Linked DNA regions of Homo sapiens: region 1 is linked to region 2. A link is an interaction called in ENCODE POLR2A ChIA-PET data of the cell type or tissue named here. Cell type or tissue: PC-9. All regions are shown on one strand. Each heading gives the region's core, and the rest is flanking DNA. Links, peaks and the distances in the headings are about the cores only.

What was found. Peaks named below come from ENCODE experiments on the same cell type or tissue, not always from the same donor. Only the 100,000 strongest peaks of a DNase experiment are listed, where the experiment ranks them.
Region 1: POLR2A ChIA-PET joins it to region 2 with 8 read pairs; 5 of 35 experiments call an interaction of 5 or more read pairs at or near these places.

The regions. Positions count from the first base shown.
Region 1 is chr18:11,923,458-11,927,849 of GRCh38, reverse strand. All of the region lies in intron 2 of LOC101927511 (a long non-coding RNA gene), which reads left to right. Among named protein-coding and RNA genes, the nearest start is that of MPPE1, 17 kb to the right of the region's middle. In PC-9, for the core only: no CTCF peak of the experiment used is centred there; a DNase peak (open chromatin) is centred at 2,579.
Region 2 is chr18:12,013,759-12,018,150 of GRCh38, reverse strand. IMPA2 (inositol monophosphatase 2) reads right to left here. Exons shown (of 8, transcript NM_014214.3): 5 at 3,778-3,886. Among named protein-coding and RNA genes, the nearest start is that of IMPA2, 34 kb to the right of the region's middle. In PC-9, for the core only: no CTCF peak of the experiment used is centred there; a DNase peak (open chromatin) is centred at 2,330; H3K27ac peaks cover 1,376 bases.

The sequences.
Region 1 (4,392 bases), core at 258-4,257, 90 kb after region 2:
ATATTGCTGTGGAATAACAAGAAAGATATTTGGTCGTTGTCCCTGGTTTCTGGCACAAAGCTCTAAACCCTTGGAATTTTGAGCAATAGAGTGTTAAGAGCCTCTTTTGTTTTAGTGAGGCAACTCTTGTACTTAGCTTCAGGGTGGGAGCTGGCTGCCAGAAAGACCAAGCTTGATTAGAAGATCAGCATTTCCTGCACCCCCTCCCCCAACCTCCAGGGAAGGGAGAGTGGCTGGAGATTGAGCTGATCACCAGTGGCCACAGTCAAACCTATGGACTGAAGCCTCCATAGAAGCCCCTAAATGATGGGGTTCAGGGAGCTTCCAAGTTGGCAAACACATCCTCATCCCAGAGGGTGGTGCACCCCATCTTGACTGAGACAGTGGCTTCTGCACTCGGGACTTACCTTGTCCTGGGTACTTCTTCATCTGGTTGTTCATTTGTACTCTATAATAAACGGTAAGAGTAAGCACAGCTTTTCCTGAGTTCTGTGAGTCATTCTAGCAAATTATTTAACCTTGGGGTAATGAGGTAGTTGAAACCTCTTTGTAGGAACTTTCCTTTGTAGGTCAATCAGCAGAAGTTAGGCTAACCTGGGAACCCAGTCCTTTCTTTGGTGTCTAAGGACAGTCTTGTGTGACTGTGGAGTCACACAATAACTCCAGGTAGTGTCAGAAAGGAATTGAATTGTAGGACACCAAGCTGGCATCAGAGAGTTGGAGAAGTGGTGTTGGAAAAGACACGGTTGATGTCAAGAGGAAGAAAAAACCCTCAGTTGTTTTTTTTTTCTTTTTGAGATGGAGTTTCACTCTTGTTTCCCAGGCTGGAGTGCAATGGCACGATTTCAGCTCTCTGCAACCTCTGTCCCCCAAGTTCAAGCAATTCTCCTGCCTCAGCCTCCCGAGTAGCTGGGATTACAGGTGCCCACCACCACGCCTGGCTAATTTTTTGTATTTTTAGTAGAGATGGGGTTACACCATGTTGGCCAGGCTGGTCTCAAACTCCAGACCTCAGGTGATCCACCCGCCTTGGCCTCCCAAAGTGCTGGGATTACAGGCGTGAGCCACCATGCCCAGCCAAAAAAAACCCTCAGTTGCTAATTAGCTGATCTTAAAAGTGGGACATGATCCAGATGGACACAGTGTAATCACATAAATCCTTAAACGTGGAAGAGGGAGGCAGAAGAGGATATCAGAGTGGTGCCATCTGGAAAGAACTCAACCACTGTTGCTGTGTTCGAACATGAAGGAAGGGACCAAGAACCAAGGAATGTGGGCAGCCTCTAGATGCTGAGAAAGGTGAGGAAATGGAGTCTCTCCTAGGGCTTCCAGAAAGAACACGGTCCTGTCGACCTCTTTATTTTAGTCCAGTAAGACCTGTGTTGGGCTTCCAATCTTCAGCATTAATAAATTTGTGCTTTTTCAATAATAAATTGGTGCTTTTTCAAACGACTATGTTTATTTTGTATTATTATCATTTTTTGAGACAGGGTCTCACTCTGTTGTGCAGGCTAGAGTGCGGCAGCACGATCATAGCTCACTCCAGCCTCCACCCGCTGGGCTAAAACCATCCTCCTGCCTCAGCCTGCCGGGGCCATCATGCCCTGCCCAAAGCTACTGTGTTTACCAATAGTTTCTTAGAGCAGCAATAGGGAACGAATACAGGTTCAGATTCAATTTACATCTTTTTCTTTGTGGTGGGGGAGATGGTGACAGGGCAGGAGGATCGCCGTCTTGGACAAGCACTGTCCTTCTAAAGTCCCCCTTGATCAAAAACCACCTAAATCCAAAGGGCATCAGCCTAATGGCTAAGGTCAGCATGGCCATAAACCACAAATGACAACTCTGGCCAGAAACATTCCAACCACAAGATAAACACCTCCCCGACCAGAGACATGCCATCCCCGAGATAACCTCCCCACAGGCCAGAGAGATGTCAGCCTCAAGATAACCTCCCGTCCAACTAGAGACGTTCCAACCCCAAAATAAACTTCTCCCTCATGCAGAAACATTCTGAGCCTGTGATAAGCTCCCTCACCCTAAAACCAATAAATACTCTTAGTCTATAAGAGAAAGCGCTCCTGACCAAAAATGGCCAGAAGCCCCTCTCAAGTTTATTTTCCAAAATAAACCTGTCTTTGACTGTTGAGCTGCTTTTCATGTTTCTTTCCTCTTTAATTCTTACAGATGGAGTCTCGCTCTGTTGCCCCGTCTGGAGTGCAGTGGCGTGATCTCAGCTCATGGCAACTTCCACCTCCCGGGTTCAAGTGATTCTCCTGCCTCAGCCTCCCAAGTAGCTGGGATTACAGGCGTGTGCCACCATGCCTGGCTAATTTTTGTATTTTTAGTAGAGACAAGGTTTCGCCATGTTGGTCAGGCTGGTCTCGAACTCCTGCCCTCAAGTGATCCACCCGCCTCACCTCCCAAAGTGCTGGGATTACAGGAGTGAGCCACTGCCCCCAGCCACCATTTACATCTTGATCTTATTCATGTTTCATTTATAGTCATGCATTGCTTAACCATGGGGATAAGTTCTGGGAAGTGCCTCATTAGGCAAACATCACAGAGTGTACTTACACAACCTAGATGGTACAGCTGACTATACACCCAGGCTATACGATATAGCCTATTACTCCTCGGCTACAAACCTGCCCAGCACGTGGCTGTCCTGAATACTGCAGGCTGTTGAAACACAATGGTCAGTACTTGTGTATCTAAACAGAAAAGGTTCAATAAAAATACAGTATAAAAGAGAAGCCGGGCTCGGTGGCTCACAACTGTAATCCCAGCACTTTGGGAGGCTGAGGTGGGTGGATCACCTGAGGTTGGGAGTTCAAGACCAGCCTGACCAACATGGAGAAACCCCGTCTCTACTAAAAATACAAAATTAGCTGGGTGTGGTGGCACATGCCTGTAATCCCAGCTATTCAGGAGGCTGAGGCAGGAGAATCGCTTGAACCCGGGAGGCGGAGGTTGCGGTGAGCGAGATTGCGCCATTGCACTCCGGCCTGGGCAACAAGAGCAAAACTCTGTCTCAAAAATAAATAAATAAATAAATAAAGGAGAAAATATGCTACCCCCTGTATAGGCATTTACCATAAATGGAGCTTGCAGGACTGGAAGTTGCTCTTGAGTCAGTGAGTGAGTGGTGGGTGAAGGTGAAGGCCTAGAACATCACTATACACTACTGTAGACTTTATAAACACTGTACACTTAAGCTATACTAAATTTCCTAAGTCTTTTAAAAGAATAAATTAAACTTAGCTTACAATAACTTTAACTTAGAAGACTTTTTAATTTTTAAAAGCTTTTTGAGTAATTTGTAATAACACAGCTTAAACCACAAACACATTGTACAGCTGAACCAAACATATCTTTTTCTTTCTCTTTCTTTCTTTCTTTCTTTCCTTCTTTCTTTCTTTCTTTCTTTTTTTTTTTTTTGAGACAGTCTTGTTTTATTCCCCAGGCTAGAGTGCATTGGTGTGATCATAGCTCATGACAACCTCAAAATCCCGGGCTCAGGTGATCCTCCTGCCTCAGTCTCCAGAGTAGCTGGGACTACAGGTATATAACATCATGCCTGGCTAATCAAAAATATTTTCTTTCTTGGCCAGGCGTGGTGGCTCAAGCCTGTAATCCCAGCACTTTGGGAGGCCTAGGCGGGCAGATCACAAGGTTGGGAGATCGAGAGCATCCTGGCTAACACGGTGAAACCCCGTCTCTACTAAAAATACAAAAAAAAACAAAACAAAACAATTAGCTGGGCGTGGTGGCGGGTACTTGTGGTCCCAGCTACTCGGGAGGCTGAGGCAGGAGAATGGCACAAACTCAGGAGGTGGAGCTTGTAGTGAGTGGAGATTGCGCCACTGCACTCCAGCCTGGGTGACTGAGCAAGACTCTGTCTCAAAAAATAAATAAATAAATAAATAAATAAATAAATAAATAAATATATATATATATATATATATAACTTCTTTATATTCTTATTCTATAAGCTTTTTTTTCTATTTAAATTTTTTTTTCTTTTTACCTTTCAGATGTTTTATTTAAAAATAAGACACAAACATCTACCTTAGCCTAGGCCTACACAGGCTCAGGATCATCAATATCACTGATTTTCATCTCCACATCTTGTCTCACTATAGGGTCTTCAGGGACAGTAACACACATGGAGCTGTCACCTCCTGTGACAACAAGATAACAATGCTTTCTGAAGCACCTCCTGCAGGAACCTGTCTGAGGCTGTTCACTTTTGTTTATAAGCAGAATGAGTATATACTCTAATGTAATGATAAGGAAAATAGCATGGTAAATACATAAACCAGCGAAAGTCATTCGCTGTCATTATCAAGTATGATGTACCGCACATAATTGCATGTACTGGACTTTTAC
Region 2 (4,392 bases), core at 254-4,253:
TGGCCAACATGACAAAACCCTGTCTCCACTAAAAATACAAAAATTAGCTGGGCATGGTGGCATGCGCCTGTAATCCCAGCTACTTGGGAGGCTTAGGAGGAAAATCACTTGAACCAGGGAGGCGGAGGTTGCAGTGAGCCGAGATCGCCCCATTGCACTCCAGCCTGGGCAACAAGAGTGAAACTCCATCTCAGAAAAAAAAAAACAGAAAAAAAAAAACCCAGTATAACTCATTATCGACTCTATATTTTAAAAATATGGTCAGGTGCAGTGGCTCACAACTGTAACCCCAGCACTTTCGGAGGCCGAGGCAAAAGGCTCACTTGAGGTCAGCAGTTTGAGACCAGCCTGGCCAACATGGTGAAACCCCGTCTCTACTAAAAAATACAAAAAAATTAGCCAGATGTGGTGGCGCATGCCTGTAGTCCCAGCTACTCAGGAGGATGAGGCAGGAGAATTGCTTGAACCTAGGATGTGGAGGCTGCAGTGAGCCAAGACTGCACCACCGCACTCCAGCCTGGGTGACAGAGTGAGATCCTGTTTCAAAAAACAAAACAAAACAAATAAAAAATACGTACTTCCTAGCACAGTCCAGTGAAAAGGCAACAAAGACTGACCCAGGAACAGGAAGTCCCCCCAGAACGCAGACTATGACCTTAGGAGGCCACTTTCCATAAAAACGAGACAATTGGAAATTTGAACACTGATGGGATTATTTGCTGATTTTAGGGATGCATTTTGGGTAGAGAGTGATATTGATGATGTGATTGTATTTGTAAGAGAGCAGTCTGTTTTTGGAGACACGCTGAAGTACTGACTAGGAAGTGACCTGATGCCTGGGATTGGCTCCAGGCAGCTGGGGGTGGCGGGAGCTGGTGGACACACACGAAGCAGGCGTGCTGCCATGTGAGGGGTCATGGGGCATCATTTTGCTTTTTCTGTGTACTTTGTGTATGTCTGAAATTTGCATGGTAGAATTTGAAGAAGCAGCTAATAAAATTCTTGCCTTCTTCTAATCCTTTACCTCTATCCAGTGCTGTTTTTTAACTTGTGAGTTGAAGATATTCCAGCAAGGCATAATAGAAATAAGAAAGGGGAAGCCAAGGGAAGCAGAAAGAGAGAGGGAGAAAGAGAGAGAGATTAGTGGTGCTTGTTTTAATGACTGTGTCCTCCAGAAACAAGTCCTAATTTTAACAACGGGGCATGACTTGATTGGTTTTGTGCAAAGATTCAAGTTTCTTCTTTGATAATGGTTCTCATTTTAGGATACTGTGCCCCAGGCACTATGCTGGGTGCTTTATATGCGTAACTTATTTAATCCTCTCGGTTATTTTTATTATCATCAGCATCCCCGTTTTCAATATGAGGACTGAGATTCAGAGAGGTTAAGGAACTTGCTCGAGTTCTAGTCACCTTAGAAAGTGGCAGAATCGGCCAGGTGTGGTGGCTCACACCTGTAAGCCCAACACTCTGGGAGGCCGAGGCGGGTGGATCACTTGAGGTCAGGAGTTTGAGACCAGCCTGGCCAACATGGTGAAACCCCGTCTCTACTAAAAATACAAAATTAGTCAGGTGTGGTGGTGCGCACCTGTAATCCCAGCTGCTTGGGAGGCAGAAGAATCACTTGAACCCAGGAGGTGGAGGTTGCAGTGAGCCAAGATTGTGCCACTGCACTCCAGCCTGGGTGACAGAGCAAGACTCCATCTCAGAAAAAAAAAAAAAAAAGCGGCAGAATCAGGATCTGAAATTGGGTCTGCATGGTGCCAAGAGACCGTGCTGCTGAAGAGCATGCACTGTCACCTCCTGAAGTCCATCTACCCATAGGAAAGAAAACAACCATGGTAGAAAACACGTGGAACCGCCTGTCCTGAATGGGCCAGTTTAGGTTTTCACTGATTCTTTTTGGCCTTTCTCCCATATGGAGGAATTTGGTGATATTTTATAGCATTGTGAGACAGGTACTGTAGGGAACAGAAGAATACCAGACAAATGAGAGAAGCCTCAGACTAGCAGCAGCTATCTGCTATGCATTTTATCCATCAGAATTTTTCTAAAGTCACAAATGAGTTTCAGAACATGAGCACTTCATGTTTCCTTCATTCTACGAAATTACCAGGCCTACTGGGGGCCACATAAAGGGGCCCTGGACAAAGCCCTTGCCCTAGTGGAGTTGGTGCTTGAGCTAGCAGCCTGCAGGCTGGGAGGACGCAGAGTTGCAGCCTGACTGAGCTACACGGGCGGGCAGCCAGGATGCCAAGAGCATGTTAATAGAGTTCAGTGTTATAATCCAGTGAAATATAGAGCAAAGTTCACCCGAGCATGCTTAGTAGCATGCTTCCTCACCACCAGTTACACAATGAGGCTGGAGTGGGCACCTCCTGGCACGCACAGCTGTAATTAAAGCTACTTTTTTCACTGCCAAACAAAACACTTCTGGAGAGGGAAGGTGAGGCAGGGCCAGAGGCCATTCCAAGGCCTCTCTGGGATCAGAAGCTCTAACTGGTGAGTCCAACTGCTGGTTGCCCCTCAGAGGCCCCCATGACTTCTCCCTTCCCCTGCTCTGGGCTCTCCTGCAGCCACCTCCTCTCCTTTGCACAATCTTGCCCTTCGTGTCCCTCACACAGTGGCGGGCCCTCTCCTGACACCTCATCCATCCTGGCCCGCCACTTTCCTGGCCGCACGGGCTCACAGCAGCAGAGATGGGCCATGGCCATAGCTCCTCTCGCTGCCTCGAAGGCCATCTGGGCACACAGGCATCAGCCAGGGAGGAAAGAAGTAGGAATAAATAGAGACAATGAAGAAAGGTTGCCAGGAAAGGAATTTTTAAGAGAGGCTGGAAGTGGGTCAAGAGGGGAGGCGGCAGGGAGGCTGATGGGAGAGCAGAAGAAAGAGTGTAACTGGCAGGGAATGAGATGGGGGGCCCTGCATGATGTCCACGCCAGAGACACACAAGGCAGAAACAAGCAGCAGTGCACTTCCGCCTTTTCAAACCCAGACATGCAGGTATTATGGAGCTTGTAAAATCTCCCATGCAGCTGCTGCTAGTCTGAGGCTTCTCTCATTTGTCTGGCATTCTTCTGTTCCCTACAGTACCTGTCTCACAATGCAGTTAAAATATCACCAGATTCATCCATGTGGGAGAAAGGCCGAAAAGAATCAGTGAAAACCTAAACTGGCCCATTCAGGACAGGCGGTTCCAGGCAGTATGCAGGGAATGGGAACCCCTCTCTCAGAGCCACTGGATGACCCTGAGATTCTGGGCTAAGGAAATCACGGCAGGCCATAACTGCAGAGGGGCTAAGGTGCCTCTTCACATGACTCATTCCCCAGGATGGCTCTTCTCACAGAAGCTGAAGCCAGTTACTGTTGTGCACACTCAGGGGCCACAGACTGCACCTGGGCAGCAGTGCCTGGGCAAAATCGGGACCACCGAGGTGTGCCGGGTGCTCTGAGGGGAACAAGCACCTGGCCTCGGGCTGCTCACCCAATCCCACTACAACCAAATCGTGACTGCGACTGGAGTACTTTTAGCCTGAAAGATGAGGGATGTGAGCGCAAAGCAGAATGAGGTTATTTAAAGCTCCTGGCCACGTGAACAAAAACACTAACATACAGAACTGGCTCCATTTCCAGTTCATCAGGGACACGATGTCCCTAAAAAGAGATGACACCATCAGCAAGGGACCTCCACCACCGTCCCACATCATGGTGGCTTTGGCATTCTCCTTTCACACTTTTATTTCAGAAGTAAACTGAGACGAGCGTTGTGAAGCCCACCTGTCTCCCCGGAGACCCGGAGCCGCTGGCCATTGCAGAAGGCGCCCCGACCCCGCCGGCCCGTGTACAGCCGCTCCTCTGTGCAGTGGTAAATCACTCCGAATTCAAGCTGTGGGCGGCAGAGGCAGGACAGAAAACAAAGATGGTTCACTCGTTTGATGTGGGAAAAAACATTGTTATTCAAAGATGAAGGCTGCGCTAGGCGTTAGGATAACACATTACACTGTGACAGAAATTACCTTTCCAAAAGGAACTGAGAAAAAGCAGTGCCTGCATTTAAAATGAGACCTGGACATAAAAGCAAGCTTGCTTTTGCTAAATAAGTACAATTTTAAAATATATTCAGACAAACAAAACTTTAAAAATTAACATCATAATCAAGTATTAGTAACCAGAAGTTATTGAAAAAGCTTAATTTTTTAGAAAGGCCCCTTTTGTTGCTGAAAAAAAGAATGTTACTTGTGACTCTAACCAAACCCCACAAGAAATCCTCAAAATTGCTGATGTGTGAAGAATGGAGAATGCATCTGTAAAGCCAGCGGAATCTCAGAAGCCCAAGGACAGCCCCAGCGAGGAAGAGGCACCGCCGCAGACTGGGGACTGATCCGTGAGCAG